2 separate regions of the Homo sapiens genome follow, and region 2 is linked to region 1. A link is a loop called in an ENCODE intact Hi-C map of the cell type or tissue named here. Cell type or tissue: breast epithelium. All regions are shown on one strand. Each heading gives the region's core, and the rest is flanking DNA. Links, peaks and the distances in the headings are about the cores only.

Region 1 (9,849 bases), core at 539-8,538:
TAAACTTGCTCAGACAAGAGTCAGGCCCCAGTCTCTATGGCCCAATGCTGGGACACGGGGAGGATCAGAGGTCCCTGAGGCTGCCTTGTACCCCTGCAGGAGGTAGAGGACGCACTCAACACTCTCCTGAAAAGGAGGAGAACAAACTCACGACTGTTCTTTCCTCCGTTCATGCCAAAGTCTTTCCTCTGTGCCCGGGCTCCCCTCATATACAGACAGCTAGTAAGTGATGAGTCAGGGTCACAGAGTCAATTTCAAGTCACTTAGCAAATCTTTCATGGAGAGTCTAGTGTCATCTATTGTCTTTAGCTTTGGGTCCCAGCCAAAGTTCCAGACAGGGAAATTCCCATACAACAGCTGGTGAAAGTAAATTCACTCCAGTCGCTGTATGCTTAGGAGAACTTTGGCGCATAGATAAGTGACTGGCACAGGTTCACTCAACTAGTAAGGGGAGAGCTGATGATCTAAACCCCTGACTCCAAGGCTGGGCTCTTCCCCTTCCAAAACTTATCTTACAGACAATTTCTTCCAATCTTTCTGATTGCTTCAAAGAAGCAAACGAAGCCAGAGTTAAAACTGAAGTTACTTGATTTTCAGCTAAGTAACTTTGCCATTACACCACCTTTCTACTTTTTGTGGAGCAGAAGATCGAGCAACTCTACAGCAATCAGATAAATAAGAGGGAAATTTTAAAATTCAATCACTTAGGAAAATTCTGCCTTTTACATATTTTCTGCATTGAGAAACCAGGGCTAAATTGACAGGAAAAAACATTCGCTGTATGAAAGAAGCAAGTCTCCTAACAGAATATGTTAAATGAACCCAGCTTTGTTTTAAAAATATACTCACATGCATATAAAAGTGCCTGGAATAGTACATCATGTGTTACCAGTTCTCGTTGGTTTCTAGGAGGTAGTTTATAAGCTTTTCTATATTTTGACCTATTTCGTGTTCTTCCATAGTGTTGGAGGTTTATTCTAATGCTCGTGATTTTTATAATATGGAATAAGGCACATATTTATTTTGACAAAATATAGAAAGGAAAGCTATTTGGTTTTAGCTTTTGTTCCTATCAATTTTCCATTATGCGTAATTTCAGTGTCAATTTATAAAAGGAGAGCAATAACCAGCCTTCAGAATTTTGGTAAGTCCTCCTCTTACCTGGAATCTATAGAAAAAGACAACTGTGAATTTGATGAAATATGATTTTCAGGGAAATGGATGATTTCAGAAAAAATGATTTACCAGAAACAAACAAACAAGCAGCAACAACAAGAAAACACAACACTTCAGAGAGAGAAGATCCTTGGTGTGTTTAGGTAATTTAGTGTTTGTGTTGATTCTGTGATTGGCAGCGGTTTAGGATTAGAATCTTCTATGTATAAAATGAAGCAGGCAGAAGAGTGACCTGCCTTCACCTTTGATCTGCAGAGGTCAAGGTTTAGACTAGGAGGTTTGTTGATTCTCCTGCAGCATTTATTTCTTGGTTTCCTGATGGCCAGTTTGAAAACCACGAACTCAGCCACAAACCCACAAACTCAATTCAAAGTGCCATACTGAATGCTTTTAGGTGATCATTCAGCTTGGTCACTATAATCCCGAGATGGGTGAATGCACCTCCTCCACAAAGCTGCTACTGCTAGCACTCAACCTCCCATCCAAATAGGAAGTGGTTTCCCTTTCCTTTAGGATTCCTCTTCACACACGTGGCTATTTATTTGTGTGTCTTACCTCCCCTGTGATGTAAACTTGAGTTTAATGACTATGTGTTATTAATTATTGGATTCTCCAAATAGCACAGGATCTGGCATAAAACACACACTCAGTAGCCTTTCTTTAGCAATGTAGTTACTATTTTTCTGCCAGCCATGCAGGCACACAGTTTAGACGGTTGTATGGTTCCACAGGCTTGATTTGAAAAGCAGCACTCCCCTCCCCATCTCCCCACAGCTTGTTTTCTATTGCCCACAGGCCACTCCCCTAACTGACTATTTTGAAATCCATCTTCATGCTTCTAGGTAACATGCTTATATCACCACTTCCTCATTTTCCCCTTTGTGCATTATCCATCAGCTTCCCATTTTGAAGGTTGAGGATAGAGCTCTCTTCATGTCACCGCCTCACTGCCCCCACCACCCACACACGTACCTCCTGTCCTCCCATCCTCGAATATAGTCATTCTGTAACTACAGTCAGATCATCATTCAGACTGTATGATCGTGAGAAGGCAATGCTGTTGACAATCGAGCCCGCCCAACTGTTCTCTCTCTGGAGATGGAAATGGTCTTTTTGTTTTCCTAGTTGGCTTAGTTTTCTATGCACATATCAGATGTGTTCTCAAACACTACCCTGGCTACCTATCTCTCTTCTCATCATATTCAAACACATTGGGAGTTCTATCCATTTCATCTTCTTGGGAAAATGTCTCCCAAAGCTTCAGCCAGCTTTGTCCCTCCACCACCCTGATGTATCCCTTCCTCAATGTTGTTGTGATTTTCTCAGCCCCTGGCCCTGGATCTCCTATTTCCTCTCCTTCTTTCCCATTTACTCTTTGTTAGGTAGAGTGCATCCCCTGATTGATTCCTGGGAATAAGTGCATGGGTTGTAAATTTTTTGAAACATCTCATGGCTGAAAATGTCTTTGCTATTTATCCATAGCTTTGTCTTGGTATGGAGTGCCATGCTGGCTGTTATTTCCTTCAGAAATTTGAAGGCATTACTTTAGTTTCTTTTAGCTCTGCTGTTGCTATTGAAACATCCAATGCCATTCTGATTCCTGATCCTTTGAATGGAATTGTTGCCCCCTCCCACCTTCACTCTGAATACTTTGATGATCTTCTCTTTTTTTGTTTTTTGAGACGGAGTTTCACTCTGTCCCCAGGCTGGAGTGCAGTGGCACCATCTCGGCTCACTGCAACCTCCACCGCCTCCCGGGTTCAAGCAATTCCCCTGCCTCAGCCTCCCGAGTAGCTGGGACTACAAGTACGCACCACCATGCCCAGCTAATTTTTGTGTTTTTAGTAGAGACGAGGTTTCACTATGTTGGCCAGGATGGTCTCGATCTCTTGACCTTGTGATCCACCCACCTCGGCCTTCCAAAGTGCTGGGATTACAGGCATGAGCCACTGCACCCGGCCGATGATCTTCTCTTGGTGCTTAATGGTCTTGCATTTCATGATGAGATATCTTTGTGTGTATCTGTGGTCAAGCGTTGTACTAGATGAACTGTGGGGAATGCTTTCAAATTGAAAAACCATTCCTCTCATTTCTGGGAAATTTTCTTGGTTTACTTATTTGATAATTTCCAACTCCCTGTTTTAACTGCTCTATACTTTGCAGCCCCTGTTTTTTGAATTTTGTGTCTCTGGACTGTCCTCTCCCTTAAAAAATATTTGTTTTCTTCTCCTATTTTCCTTATCTTTATCTTTCAAGGCTACCTCATGACAGATTTCCTCAACTATCCTTCCAATACATCAAGTCTTTCATTTCTGCTATTACATTTTTTATTCCTAATGGCTGTTATTTTTATTCTCCAAGTGTTCCCTTTTTCACAGCATCTGTCCTTATTTCATGCATGTGATATCATCTGTTATTTCTCCAAGGATATTAATATCTTTTGAACTTTTCTTCTTGCATAGCATCTTTTTGCTCCAAATTGCTTTCGTAAGGTTCTCTTTTATATTACATGTCACCTCCCTCACACGTTTGGCAATCCTTGAGTGCTTGTGTGTAAGAATGGGGCACTAAAACTGACAGGAAGCTCTGAACACATGGGTGGAGTAGTTTTCTGTGGGCTTCCCTCTAGAGAGATACGGTTGGCCTGTTTCATTGGGAACCTTCTGATGTCAGTCTCTCAGATGTATTTCTCTCAAGCTGGTAGGATTCCTCTGAGAGGACTCCCACCCTCCTATCTGGTAGAAGTATGCTAAGGTACCAGCATTGTGGGAGCTGAGTGGAGGAAGCTGGCAGAAGTAGTGTTGGTGTCTCAGTATGTATAAGACATGTATTTATTAATTTCACTCTTTTCAATATGGAATCCTCTCCCTAACCTAGAGTTTCTGAACCTTAGCACTACTGACCTTTTGGACGGCATGACAGCTGTGTGTGGCTGTGCTGTGCATCAGAATGCTACCAATATCCCTGGCCCCTACTCACTAGATGCCAGTAGCATTCATTACCCCAGTTGTGACAGCCAAAATTGTCTGCAGACATTGGCAAATGTTCCCTGTGGAGTAAACTCACCCTGGGTGGAGAAGCACTGCCCTAACTCCACCGTGTGTTTCCAAGACGAGAGGCTCTCTGTTTGTCCCTTTCCTAAGAATAAACATCTGTTTCTCTTCTGGGTTTGGTGGACATTAGATCTTCAGTTGCTCAGAGGACCTGGAGACTTAACTGTTTCTTCAATAAATATTCCACTAACCCTTCTATTGTTAGATCCCCATTTGCACTCCCCCACTCCCCACCACGAAGTACCTGGGCCAATCAATTCCTGAGCCTCTGGGGGTTCCATAATACTCGGTTTTTCCTTGGCTTTCTCCATTGCTGATTGAGGTTCCTGCTTTCTTGGGCCTGCTAAATCAATTAGCATATCCATCTGCTTACCAGCTGCTGAAATTTTGTTCTTATTATCTCCTCTCTTTTTCTTTGTTGTCCTGGACTTCTGCCTTTTGTTTTGCAAATGTCTTTACAGTCATGGGAGTTAAGTAAGGGATTTCAGGAAAGGTAAGAGTACACATGTGTATTCTAATTCACTGTCTTTAATGGGAAGTGGAGTCTATCATTTTCAAGTTGTAGAAATGTAGTCTATAATATAATTTTGTAGGGAGGAGGCAGCAGGGAGAGAGAGCTGTCCTATTTAAGGATTCCTCCAACAGGAAGGAGCAGTGGCTAATAATTGCATTCAGCCCACCATGTTTAAGGGCTAGTGCTGACTCAATGGATATGTATTGAATGAATGGATGAATGAATGTTGGTTATTTTGCATAATAGTTTTGTACTAGCTTAAATAATTTAAAGTCAGCCTATTAAATACTCCCAAGATCACCCAATGTGTCATGTTTCCACCAAATTATGCGAACAGCATACAAAGCACTTAAAAGTGGAGTAGAGACAGAGAAAACACCAATTACTTGGCTCCCACTTTGCCTCCGTGATAGGACTCTTTAATACATGAACTTCTCTTTCCTTTAGAATGTGGCTTAGAGTGGTGTGGTACTAATCCCCTCATGTGTTCCATAATTGGGTTATGAGGGTCTGTCCTCATCTTTCCTGCCTGAGAAAAGCAGAGAAGAACTGGGTCTCAGGAGAACATGTGAATATAGTGGATGTGACACATCAATTCCAGTTGTGTTGGCTTCAGACCTTTCCTTGCTCTCCATGCCCCACCCCCACCTCCTGTCTATTCCAAAGAGGGTAGGGAGTTTTTCACTGGCCCCTCCCTTCCACAGCTCCAGATTCTGTCCTCTCATTGGTTTATTTTCCCTTCAGGCCAGGCAGTGGGTGGAAGGATGAGTCTATTTACTGTGGCCCAGCTGCTTTATCTAACTCAGGGAAACAAAACCAGCAAATCAGAGCAGTCTTCTGACTAGCTTATACTGACTGGTACAAATTTATCACTGATGTGGGATACACTTTACTGCCAAAACACACTCACTGCCTGAATCTTAAATATGATTACTTTGACTTCTTAACCTCTCTTCTTCCAAAAAAGAGAATCAAAATAATACTTTGTAGGAAAATTGCTGATACAGACTTTCTTCATCCTTTGAGATTAGATCATCCCAAACAGAACTTTGAGTAGCCTCCTATTAATCTTTTTATACAACATATCTCACATGATTGTGGCTTAAGTAATGCAAATATTATGGAAGTTGTTAGTGCCAAATATTATGAAAGTTGTTTCTAATATTAGAATATTAGCAATTTCTAATTCCCTTCTTTCCTGGCATGCCATAGGATTTCACTCCTCTGACTTCTCTGAAGGTAGGTATAGACAGATGATTTGCATTGGTTTTAAAAAAAAGTGAGGAGATGCTTTGAGTCAGTGTGTAACTTAGCATTTACCCTTGCCTGCCTGTCCAAATGGATCTTCCATCAGCCTGATTTCTTGAGTGACTGTAATGAGAACACACCCTTGCAAACTTATTTTGAACATGTAATATGAATAAGAATGAAATTTTTGTTGGGTGAAGCACTGAGATTTGGAGGCTGTTTGTTTCTGTGGCATAATCTAGCATTTGCTGACTGATAGAAACTTGATTTTTGATGGAGACTGTATAATTCAGAAATGTTCATAATATTTTACAGTGGAATAGGTATGTTGTGTGCATGTGTGTGTAAGACATAGAAGCAAAACTTTGCTTGACGTGGGGTTAGGAGTCTGGAGTCCTAGCTTGGCCTCTCCTTCCTTCCTGTAGACTCCTGAAACACCTTATCACAATCTTATTAGAAGACAGTTTGAAAGCCATTACCAAAGACTCCCAAGCTAATATCAAGAAATTTTTACAATTAAGAGTTTGATTCTTCCTTTTTTATACAGCAGCAATGTGAAAAATCTGTTCCACAACCACTAAATAATAAGATAAAACTAATTATAATCAGGCGAAGGCAATAAAAACTAAAGCAATGAGAGTCTTTTCCCAGTGAATATATCATAATCACATACACATGGGTTAAGTATGAAGCCAGGGTATGTGTTTGCTTTTCCATGTGAAGCAGAGCTTTGAGAATGGGACTGAATATCAGCATAGGAACCAGGAGATGTCGTGTTAGCTTGTCCTACCCTGGGTCTGCTTTTGTCTTCTCTTCCTCACCTGATTCCTCATCTCAATGTCAGCCCTGCTGTCAGTTCAGTGATTACATTTTAGTCAAAGCTACAGATTCCAATGCTTTCAAGCATCCTTAAATGTTATGGTGTCCTAATCCTTTGAAAATCTGAATTAAACCATGGACTCCAGGAAAAAAAAACAGATCTACATGCTTAAAATATGCATCAAGTTGCAAGGATTTCAAGACCTGCCTGAATCCCAGCTTAAGAAACCTTGATCAAATGGTTTTTCAAATTTACAGAATGAATTTGGCCTCTTGAAGTTGTGTAGATTTCTGCATTTGGTCAAGATGTGTATGAAATAAGAACACTATAGTAAGTAGTTTCACATACTGGTTAATATTTCAAGGGCATCTCAAAAAGTAGAAATTTTTAATTCCATTTTTTTATTGTGGTAAAATATACATAGCATAAAATTTACCATTTTGACAATTTTTTAGTCGTATAGTTCAGTGGCTTTAAGTACATTCACGTTTTTGTGTAATCATCACCACCATCCATCTCCAGAACATTTTTCAGCTTTCCAAACTGAAACTCTGTATTCATGAAGTAATAACTTTCCATTCTCCCTTCCCTCTAGTCCCTGACAACCACCATTCTACTTTCTGTGTTTATGGATTTAATGATTCTCAGTAACTCATATAAGTGGAATTATACAATATTTGTCCTTTTGTGACTGGCTTATTTCACTTAGCATAATGTCTTCAAGGTTCATCTATATGAAGCATGTGCCAGAATTTCCTTTCTTTTTAAGGCTGAATAATATTCCATTGAGTATATATACCATATTTTGTTTACCCATTCACTTGAGCTGCTCCCACCTTGTGGCTATTGCGAATATTGCTGCTATAAACACAAGTGTACAAATATTTATTCAAGTCATGCTTTCAATTCTTTTGTGTATATACTTAGAAGTGGACTTCTGGAATATGTGGTAATTCTATTTTTGGTTTTTAAGGATCTACCCTACTGATTTCCATAGCAGCTGCATCATTTTACATTTCTATCAGCAGTGCACAAGGGTTCCAATTTCTCCACATCCTTGCCAACACTTGTTATTTTCTGTTTTTCTTCTTCTTTTTAAATAATAGTCATCCTAATGGGTATGACGCGGTATCTCATTGTGGTTTTGATTTGCATTTCCCTAATTATTAATGATGTTGAATCCCTTTTCGTGTGTTTATTGGCCATTTATATATCTTCTTTTGAGAACTGTCTATTCAAGTCCTTTGCCCGTTGTATTAGGCCATTCTCACATTGCTATAAAGAAATACCTGAGACTGGGTAATTTATAAAGAAAAGAGATTTAATTGGCTCGTGGTTCCTCAGGCTGTACAGGAAGCATGATGCTGGCATCTGCTAGGCTTCTGGGGAGGCCTTAGGAAACTTACAATAATGGCAGAAGGTGAAGGGGTAGTTGGCACTTCACATGGTGGGAGCAGGAGGAAGAGAGAGAATGAGGAGGTGCCACACACTTGTAAACCACAGATCTCAGGAGAACTCTATCATGAGAACAGCACCAAAGAGAAGGTTCTAAACCATTCATGATGGATCCACCCCCATCCAATCACCTCCCACCAGGCCCCACCTCCAACATTTGGGATTATAAATTCCACATGAGATTTAGATAGGAGCACAAATCCAAACAAAATCACCCATTTTTAAACTGGGTTGTGTTTGTTTTTAGTTGTTTTACTTGTAGGAGTTCTGAATATATTCTGGATATCAACCCCTTATCAGATATATGATATGCAAATATTTTCTCCCATTCTATGGGTTGCCTTTTCACTCTGTTGATAGTGCCCTTTGATGGGCAAAAGTTTTCAAATTTTTCTGTGGTCCAAATTATGGGTTTTCTTCTTCTGTTGCCTGTGTTTTTGGTGTCATATTCGAGAAATCATTGCCAAACTTAATGTCAAGGAGCTTTTCCCCTGTGTTTTCTTCTAAGAGTTTTATAGTTTTAGCTCTTATGTTTACAGATATTTTATCTATTTTTAGTTAATCTTTGTATATGGTGTAAGATAAGGATCCAATTTAATCTTTTTGGATGCGAATATCCAGTTTTCCCAAAACCGTTCGTTGAAAAGACTCTTCTTTCTCCATTAAATGGTCTTGGCACCCTTGTTGGAAATCACTTGACCATATATGTAAGGGTTTATATATCTGGGATCTCTATTCTATTCCATTAGCCTATATGTCTGTCTTTATGTGAGTACCACCCTGTTTTGATTACTGCAGTTTTGCAGTAAGTTTTGAAATCAGGAAGTGTGAGACCTCCAACTTTGTTCTTGAAAAAGAACTTTGTTCTTGAACAAAGTTGTTTTGACTATCCAGAATTCCTTGAGATTCCATATTAATTTTACAGTGAATTTTTCTATTTCTACAAAAAATTTGTTAGGATCTCAATAGTATTTGCATTGAATATGTGGTCTTTTTGGGGAGAGCATCTTAACAATATTGTCTTCCAATCCAGAAACATGGGATGTTTTTCTGCGTATCTGTGGCCTCTCTAATTTCTTTCTGCAATGTTTTATAGTTTTTTTTTTTTGTTTTTGTTTTTTTTGTTTTTTTTTTAACAGAGTCTTGCTCTGTCGCCCAGGCTGGAGTGCAGTGGCGCAATCTCGGCTCACTGCAAGCTCCGCCTCCTGGGTTCATGCCATTCTCCTGCCTCAGCCTCCCGAGTAGCTGGGACTACAGGTGCCCGCCACCACGCCTGGCTAATTTTTTGTTTGTATTTTTTAGTAGAGACGGGGTTTCACCATGTTAGCCAGGATGGTCTCAATCTCCTGACCTTGTGATCCGCCCACCTCGGCCTCCCAAAGTGCTGGGATTACAGGCGTGAGCCACCGCGCCTGGCCCAATGTTTTGTAGTTTTTAGTGGAGAAGTTTTTTACTTCCTTAGTTCAGTTTATTCCTAAGTATTTTGTTATTTTTATGCTAATGTAAATAGAATTGCTTTCTTCATTTGCATTTTGGATTGTTCATTGTTAGTGTATAGAAACACAACTGGTTTTTTGTGTGCT
Region 2 (9,849 bases), core at 640-8,639, 140 kb before region 1:
TGAAGTGGCCCATAGGTGTCTTATCCGTAACCAGCAGGTCTCTATTTTCTTGTCTCTTGTTCCATCTCTTGATTCTGCTTGCCTCAGCCTGATTCTTAGAAAGGTATATCCACATGGTGACAAGACATCCCCAAGAAGCTCCAAGTTATATGGTCCTTAGAGTTACTGCAGAGAAAGAGACCTTGGCCACCCCATGCCTAATGTTCAAAATTGATTTGGATTGACCTATCCTGGGGTATGTGCTCAGTCTGTGGGAAAGAAAGGGGGTCTTAACTCCTTGCCCTGTTAGAATTACATGAATTTGAGAGTGGAGCTACTTCCCAGTGGAAGGGTGGCTGGTCACGGCAGATGTGAAGATATGATGCTTAGATCCTTTCTCAAGCTTCAAGAAAAAATCTTGCTGCTAAGCTTTGAGGAGTGTATTTCATTCGCTCTATTAGCTTTAGAGCCAAGGACATGCACTTCTTAGAGCAGTCGCTGGCCAAGGACTGAACAAGACAATAAAGGCTCTAGCCATTTCTGCCCAATGTGAGACTCCTCTAAGGGTAATCTTTACTCTAGAGCTCCCTGTTGGGTTGATGGAGAAGTTGCCAGGTCAACATCACAGTCTGGAAGCTTCCTCTGCCCAATTCTTCCTCAGGTGTTACTCTCCAACATACATGTTGCATTTCTAACTCCATCTCTGTGCGTGCTTCTTGGAGAACCCAGCTGACACACGGGCAGATGAAGAAATAACCAATGTTCTCTCAAGGGATAAGATAACTTGGAAGATGAAGGGAGGAGGAATGAGAAAATCCCAAGTTTTGAGTGGGTACAGCAAAAGGCTTCCAATACCCTCTTCTTTGGCACTTCTCCTCAGAACCACTTCCAAAAATGGCCTATGTACAGCACTGAAAATGGCCCTGGAAGTAAAAGGCAGACCTGGCACTTGAAATCTAGGCCTTCAGGTTTTGATATCCTACCAGCTGCAGGGCTTGCACTGCACTGTTGTAAGACAGTGGGCTGCATATAGACAGGGAGATAAATACAGACAGTACATGCTCTCAGGGCAAACCATGTGTGGGCAAGCCTGCTTCTCCTTGCAGAGGCATTGACTCTGCATAGAACCTCATGTAGAATCACATCGATTCCAAAAACCACTTTCCATACGAGTTGTCTTCTGCCAACAGGCACATGAGGGAAGAGAATGGAGCTCCTTTGTGTGTAGGTTGGCCCTGCTAAGTTGCTGAAATTCAAGGTCTGAGGAAGAGTCAAGAAACATGTTAACCTAGACTCAAATGTTCTCATTTCTCTGAGACTACTCTGTCTAATGTGTCTCCAAACACCTGGTTTGTGCATCATTGGCCTTGGGTTTACAAATTGGAGTGAGTTTTATAGGAAGGTGGCACATAAAATTATAGGTCTATAAACGGCCATAGTAAGTCATCCAAGTAAAAGGCTTAAATTCCAAGTCATATGGTATGAGGAAACTGAGCTGAAATTCTGTTATTTTCACTGGCAGGAAAACAAAAATGCACAAAATTCTTATTATTCTGAGTGTACAGGAATCAGAATGCATTCCCATGGTGACTTCTTGTGCCCTACATGCAAGGGAGCAAAACAGAAGTTCTAGTTCACCAATCTGACTTCTAATCTCTGAGATTTGATGTGAATACAAATAATGGTTTTCTGTGGTACCTTCAGAGTATGCATCACTGGCTGTGTCATAAAATTTTTCTTGTGGTCCTAAGGGAGAAATTTAAGGCAAACGCTATTAGGATCATTTTTGTAGCTGGACAGATTTAACAAGCAAAGGGTTATGCGATTGCTACTTTGTAGTTGAAGGAATTGGGTTCTTTCTGTGCCCATTCCTGTTAAATCACAAATGACAACAAAGGTGAATGACTTTAGTTTATGTAAGTTGTATTGATCTTGGTAAGATCCAGCATTATACCAGCATCATCTTAGAGAGGCAGGTCTGGAAAGTGATTATCAACTGTTCAATTATGTTACATTCTTAAGCAAGGTGATTTTTTAAAAAATTTATTTTTCATTCTGGGGTACATGTGTGGGATGTACAGGTTTGTTACATAGGTAAATGTGTGCCATGGTGGTTTGCTGCACCTATCAACCCATCACCTAGGTATTAAGCCCACCATGTATTAGCTATTTTTCCTAATGCTCTCCCTCCTCACTACCCCACCCTGCAACCGGCCCCAGTGTGTGTTGTTCCCCTCCCTGTGTCCATGTGTTCTCATTGTTCAGCCCCCACTTGTAAGTCAACATCCCTTCATGTTAAAAACTCTCAATAAACTAGGTATTGAAGGAAAATACCTCAAAATAATAAGAGCCATTAATGACAAACCCACAGCCAATAACATGCTGAATGGACAAAAGCTGGAAGCATTCCCCTTGAAAACCGGCACAAGACAAGGATGCCCTCTCTCACCACTCCTATTCAACACAGTATTGGAAGTTCTGCCCAGGGCAATCAGGCAAGAGAAAGAAGTGTATTCAAATAGAAAGAGAGGAAGTCAAATTTTCTCTGTTTGCAGACGACATGATGCTATATCTAGAAACCCCCATTGTATCAGCCCAAAAGCTTGTTAAACTCATAAGCAACTTCAGCAAAGTCTCAGGATACAAAATCAATGTGCAGAAGTCACAAGCATTTCTATACACCAACAACAGGCAAGCAGAGAACCAAATCATGAATGTATTTATTTCTTTAGAAGTAGAATTTCCCCTTGGCTGTGAGAGAGTGCAGGTGCATTCAGGGAAGAAGTCTTTACTGGTGCAGTCAGAGAGATGGGAGTTGAGATGAGGCAGTGAACTGACTGTTCAGGCAGTGGAGGAGGTGTTGCTAGATTTTGGGTATTCAAGAACAGAAATCCAAGTTGAATGATCTCATCAGACATATTGGGCTGTTGGGAATCGACTCAAGCTAGTCAAACACCTAAAAGACTAAGGGATAACACAGGACACAAATGCAAGCACTACCTGTATGTGGCTGGGGTATTTGTGCCAACCACTCTGAAGCTTTCTGTCCTGGTGTCCAGGCATCCAGGGAATGGGCTTAGAAATGAGAAGACTGGGTGGGTAGCAAGAAATTAGAATTGAGGCTGATGGATGGTCCCAAGGATTTCTCGGTTCAGGTCATGGTGACTCTGGTAAATCATACAACTCTCTCAATAGTATTTATCTCTAAGGAATAAGAGTTTTCATATTAGTCAGATTCAGCACCTGCCTCTTTCCTGGATAGACATTTTCCCGATCTTCAGATAGATTAGTATATCCCGCATATTAAAAATAGCCTTTTTAAAAAAGAAATAAGTAACACCATGGAATAGTTTATAATTACTTTCCAGACCTACCTCTCTAGGATAATGCTGGTGTAATTCTGGATTTTACCAAGGTCAGGGATAACTTCCTCTCCTTGATAGTCCTGACTATCTCATTGGTTTTTGAAAGTTTTGGGATGGGCATTTCAAAATACCAAGAGATAGGCAAACACAAGAGGAGTTTTTTTTTATAATTTATTCCATTTTTCCTATGAGATAGTATCAAGTAATAATCACATATGAATGAAATTGGGTTTTTAAGTCCTCTATTGGTGAGATTTTTCTTTATCTTTCAAATGTTGGAGCTGTGGGTGCCATTCCAAGATGGGGGTGCAGGCAAATGGAGGTGTGCCAGTAGCCAAGCTTGGCTGGCACATGGCTTTGTTTCACCTGGGGCAGAAATGATGGCAATTGGTGATATCTGTTGTACATAACTCTCATCATGGGAAGCACTGAAGGACAGGCTTTCTCTCTCTTTTCTCTAATAACATCATTAACATAGCAAATTATAATTTTGGAACAGGGGAAGTTTTATCTCAGTAATTTTATACTTCTATTTCCAGTTTTTTTCCTTTCTGCAGCATGTCTTAATTATATTTTGGGTTGAAACAAGAGTCTTGTAGCACCTTGTGATAATGACAAAAGTGTCAGTTTAGGAATCCTTTCTTTCCCAGAACAAGGAAAAATGGACATACTGTTAGTGACCTGACCTAGAGCCCCATGCCTGTTAATCTCTAGATTAGCCAGTGATTTTCCAGAGCAATACATTGTTCATGGAGTTCTGGATATCTCCCAGACTCTTTTGTCACCCATTTACACACACATACACACACACACACACACGTGCACACACACACACACACACACACACACACACTCCTGACTTCCTAGTTTCATTCATGATATGTGAATGCTGCCTGTTTAATTTTCTGAAAGTAGTCTTATTTCCTTTATAAGGCAAAAGTGATTAATATTCGTCAAGTTTACAATATGTTCCCCTAAATTTCCCAGCTTCCTTTGAAGTTAAGAGGAGGTCATCTGACAACTTCTACTGAATGAATTCTGTGAAGAAATGGCATATGTTATGTATGGGCCAAAGAAGTGTAGAACTAGTGTGCCTCTTCCATCTTTCTTTTTCAACCATGGCAACCTGGGAATTCACATATTGAGATGGCAGTTTCACCAGATGGAGGAGGTTTGGATCCCTGAGTCACCAGATGGAGGCAAGCTCTGGCCAACTTGCATTGGAGTTCATGTAAGTAAGAAACAAACTTCTGTTGTGCTAAGCCTTTGAGATTTTTGTTACTGCAGCATAGACAGTCTTATGCTAACTGAACCTTATTTCCACATTCCTATAAACATACAGTCTTCTCTATGAACTGATTACAGATATAAAAGATTTGGAGATCTCAGACTCAAATATCTAAAGTATCAGAATAGGCTAGGTGGAGAAACATTCTGGCCAGCTTCCTTTAGGACTCAGACTAAACAAGTAAGCAAAAACAAAAGCAAATACAAACCCAAGTTTTCTGCTCAAATAATCTCCTCTTCCAAACTACTCAGGATCCTAGAAATTATGTGGTTTGTCAATGCAGAACTGAAGAACACTATTGCACTATCTCTTCAGGAATGTTAAGTTATTTACAAGATGGGTCAGAGTTGGCCTGAAGGTGTTAAAGAGTGTCCTTGGTGGGGTAGGGATGGAGGGCTCTATGGAAAATTGTGCATTCTCCACAGTTTTCTATATTCCTGTCCTTTACCTTCTGGCATTCGTTCTATAGGTAATGGGCTAGACTTGATTATCTGATAGGCAGACTATGCACACACACACACACACACACACACACACACACACAAATCATTCTGGGGGGAATTAAATATTTTGAAAAAACAAACCAACAGTCATGAGAAAAATCAGGACTTTGTCGGACTTCCTTATATTTTGGGGATAGGGCTCAGTATTAGTTTTATTTAGGCTGACATTAAGAAAGGGGGTTAGATGTGGATGAAATTTCTGTAATATCTTTCAGAGCTTAAGGGCTCTAAAGCTCTTCATAGGAGCCTGCTCAGATATTTCTTCAGAGTTGTATCTTCTATCCAATTCTTCTCAAATGGCTGATAATAAGCATTAAATACAAATTAAGCATTGTTTAGAAATAACAGAGGGTGTTTACGTTTTAGAAAGGTAGGGATGGGTTGGTAAGAGTTTGCGGCAGAGTCTAACTAGTTGATTACCAAACTGATTTTCTTTTTTTCTGGGACATACAACTTGACTACATTTCCCAGAATTCCTTACAGTTAAGTAGAGAATGCGTTGTACACCATCTCCAGGCCTGGTCCATCAATAGTCTCCATGTGATTCTCTATATCTTTCTCTTTCCTTGAGGGATGACCTAATGCAGAGCATCTAGTGGAGGAGGCCCCAGGGATTTAGAGCCATGTAGATGGGAGGGAGCCTGGGTCTTTGAATGATTGTGTGGACCAGAGTCTACCTGATAGCCTGCATTAAACTGATATGTATGAGAAAAAAGCTACTGAGAGTTGGGAGTTGTTTGCTGCAGTGGTTAAGCTACCCTGACTAATACAGACCTCTTAGCTAATCATAGTTTATTCTTTCCTAAGAAATGTGCACTGTATGAAGCAGTTTTTTAGGTGCCCTAAACACCTCTGCTAAAGCTCCAGGGTTTGAGGGTTACTACGGAGGGTTATCTGTGGAGAATTTTCAGATGCGTCCTTCCAAAAGTGGTATTGATTATTCCTCTTTCCTGACAACATGGTAACAAATTTTTACCTCTCCTATGTAACCTGTCACACAATATTTAAATTATTGTTAATGGTGTAACTTGACAACCTTATGCAAAAAGGGGGATTTATTTCATACTAGGAAGTGGTCTCCAAAGATGGCCGCCACCAATTCCTGTCTTCCATGTATGTGCATGTGTCTCCACCAACCAAGGAACAGAGTCTATTTCCTCTCCCCTGGAATCTAGACTGGCCTAATGACTTGCTTTGACCAACAGAATATGGAGAATATGACATTCTGGGACTTCTGAGCACAAGCCTTAAGTGGAGTGGCTGCTTTGACAGCATCCCTCTACAAGACAGCTGACATTTAAGAATTCTGACTATCCTGAGACTACCACATTGTGAGAAAGCCCAAACCAACCACGTGGAGTGCCCACGTGGGGAAGCACTTAGACACCAGATGTGAGTACAGTCTTCTCTTTTTTTTTTTTTTTTTTTTTTGAGACAGAGTCTCGCTCCATTGCCCAGGCTGGAGTGCAGTGGTGTAATCTTGGCTCACTGTAACCTCCATCTCCCGCGTTTAAGCAATTCTCTGGCCTCAGCCTCCTGAGTAGCTGGGATTACAGGCGTGTGCTACCATGCCCAGCTAATTTTTGTATTTTTAGTAGAGACAGGGTTTCACCATGTTGGCCAGGCTAGTCTCCAAACTCCTGACCTCAAATGATCCACCCACTTCGGCCTCCCAAAGTGCTGGGATTACAGGCATGAGCCACCTGAATGAAGTGAGCAGCCATGAGTGAAGCTTTTTTGAACCTTCTCACCCAGCCCAGACACCAGCTGAATGCAGCTGAGTGCGTGGCTCTAGTCAAGGCAAAATAGATCAAAAGAACCATCCAGCTGAGTCAACTTACAGAATCATGAGAAAAATAAATTGTTGCTAGTTTAAGCCACTACATTTTGGAGTGGTTATACAGCAACAGATAACTGAAACAGGAGGGATTCTAGGTGTGAGGTTTTGATTGATTAGGAAAAGAATTGTAGTTTCCCTTGGGATTATTCATTGTTGTCTTTTAAGTCATGAAGGCAGAAACGTGGCTTTCAAAGAGGTCTGAGAAGGCCATTGTGCTTGGATGACTGCAGTGGCCACCTTCCCATGCTTATGCTTGGCCTGGGTGAATATTTGTTCAACAAAAGTTTTATTATTATTATTTTTAGATGGTGTCTTGGTCTGTTGCCCAGGCTAGAGTGCAATGGCACAATCTCAGCTCACTGCAACCTCCGTCTCCCAGGTTCAAGCAATTCTCCTGCCTCAGCCTCCTGAGTAGCTGGGACTACAGGCACATGCCACCACGCCCAGCTAATTTTTGTATTTTTAGTAGAGATGGCATTTCGCCATGTTGGCCAGGCTGATCCAACAAAAGTTTTTTGAGTGAAAGTGATTATTCATTTACCTCTCATTTTCTATCTTAGTAGGGGAATGATCATATGTTGCCTGGGCACAGAACAGTGCCTCAATAAGGGAGCAGGCTTTAAAGGTTTATTGACTAAGTTAATGCTGGGTATGGTGGGGGAGACCTCATCCTTTGAGGGAATGAGTAAGTCATGAGGAGCCCTCAGCTTACCCCAAATGTCTCACCTAAAGGTCACCTAAATGTCTCACCTAAAGGAAGTGGCTAGATGAAGAAAGCTTTGGTGCACCTCAAGAGTTGCAGTAAATCAATAAATATACCACTATGCAATGCAAAAGGGAATTCAGTTGCCACTCAATAGAAAGAGAAAGAAATTCCTTATCATTAGACCAGAAACCATTATCTGAGGATAAAGATCAATCAAATTGCATTTGAAACACTCTTTGTGTTGCTCTTAGAAAGTGTTCTTTTCTTGAGAAATGATTTAGCACTCAGTATCGACAACATGATAACCCCTGAGAACAAATAGCAGAGATGGCTCTGTACTAGGAAAAGCAAATGTGAAATGGAGCGTACCTGGACAGAAATAAACCCAGTGGAGACAAAATATGCAAGGGCTGTTACTTATCTGTTTTGGCCCACATTCTGGGTATAGCTATTTTGATTTCATTAGCCAGGTAGAGGTAATTCGTGTATCAATTTATGACATAGCCAGAGGAGTTCTTTAACTTGGAACTTTGTGAAAATAAAAGGATCAGCTGACAAGAGATGAATCATGCTTTGGAAAGAGAACTATATCCATTTAAATATTAAGTTGAATAAATCTTTACCACAAACTTTAAAGAATATACTGCAGGGTTCTGTTACAACTTCCAGTTACTCCTTTTTAAGTAGCTGATAAGAATTTTTAGTTTGTTTGACCAAGGGACCCACGGTGTTGAATTCAGGATTTGCTTATCCATCCAGCCATTCACTCATCTCCTGTCTATCTGTTTATCCATTTGTCCATTTATATGAACATTTGCTATTTTCCTGGTGCTGTGTGTGCTGTGCCATTGGTGATATTAACAAGCTGGTAATACAGAGTGTGACAAATGGTTTTCATGTGGGAGCCCACTGTAACATCACTTTGCTACTCTTCTGACTGAACTCCAAACTGTTTTTGACCCATTCCATTTCATACCAAGCATGGAAACTTTCTTGTTTGAAGACCCAGTCTATCATTTGTAGAATCGTATTGGTTTTTTGTTTGTTTGTTTTGCTTTTACAATTGACCAAAGTTTGCTTGAAACATAAAACCTTTAACACTGTGTTGTTAAGGGTGTTTGATACCTCTGATATGCTCAAATACTGGAAGCTTGTTTCGCTCCTTAATTTGATATAACCTGATGTTAAACGAGACATTTCTTGTTTCCCATTTCAACTGAGGCCTCAACACTTGAGAATACGTCGCAAGTCTCCACGTTCTAGGGAGAGGGGTTGGGGTTAGACCATCTGTGCTGTCGTAAAGAAATACCTGAGACTGGGTAATTTATAAAGAAAAGAGATTTAATTGGCTCACAGTTCTGTAGGCTGTACAGAAAGCATGACACCGGCATCTGCTGGGCTTCTGATGAGGCCTCAGGGTACTTTTACTCATCATGTGTTACGTGGCATTTGAGGAAACAAGAAAGAGAGGAGGAGGAGCCAGCCTCCCTTAAACAACCAACTCTCATGTGAACTAACTCAGCGAGAACTCACTCATAACCAAGGGGATGGCACTAAGCTATTCATGAGGGACCCAACCCCATGACCCAAACACCTCCTACGAAGCCCCACCTCGAACATTAGAGATTCGGAGGAAACAAGCATCTAAAACATATCAGGGGTAGATCATGTATGTAGGATAAGGTAAGAGATTATATTTGTCCAGGGGCCTTTAGCCTATCACTCACCTCAAAGGTGTGTGAGGTCAGCTGAGGGTTGATTGAAGAAACTCGAGGCTGTATGGGAAGTGTCGGTAGAAACACATTATCCAGTTATAGCCATGGGACCAGAGGAGAGCTTAGAGTGAAAGTCCATAGAAAATCTGGCCAAATGACCCTCAGAGTTTGGAGGACACAGAGACTACTGGCTGACACCTGCCTGGACATGCCTAAAGTCTGAAGGTTGGCAACTTCTGTGAGGACAAAGAGGAGAGAGAGAGGGTTGCCATAGGGGCGGCTTGAGGTTTGAACGTTCATCCTGGCAAAGAGGCCGACTTCCAAGGGGTATACTGGGTACTCAAGGAGGGACCCCTCTCAAGAATACTGCTTGCGGCCCGGTGCGGTGGCTCATGCCTGTAACCCTAGCACTTTGGGAGGCCGAGGCGGGCGGATCACTGGAGGTCAGGAGTT

What was found. Peaks named below come from ENCODE experiments on the same cell type or tissue, not always from the same donor. Only the 100,000 strongest peaks of a DNase experiment are listed, where the experiment ranks them.
Region 2: it touches region 1 in a loop (8-fold over the local background); 3 of 110 quality-filtered maps call a loop at or near these places.

The regions. Positions count from the first base shown.
Region 1 is chrX:10,393,796-10,403,644 of GRCh38, forward strand. No RefSeq gene overlaps it. Among named protein-coding and RNA genes, the nearest start is that of MID1, 220 kb to the right of the region's middle. In breast epithelium, for the core only: no CTCF peak of the experiment used is centred there; no DNase peak of the experiment used is centred there; H3K27me3 peaks cover 648 bases.
Region 2 is chrX:10,258,367-10,268,215 of GRCh38, forward strand. No RefSeq gene overlaps it. Among named protein-coding and RNA genes, the nearest start is that of CLCN4, 110 kb to the left of the region's middle. In breast epithelium, for the core only: no CTCF peak of the experiment used is centred there; no DNase peak of the experiment used is centred there; H3K27me3 peaks cover 872 bases.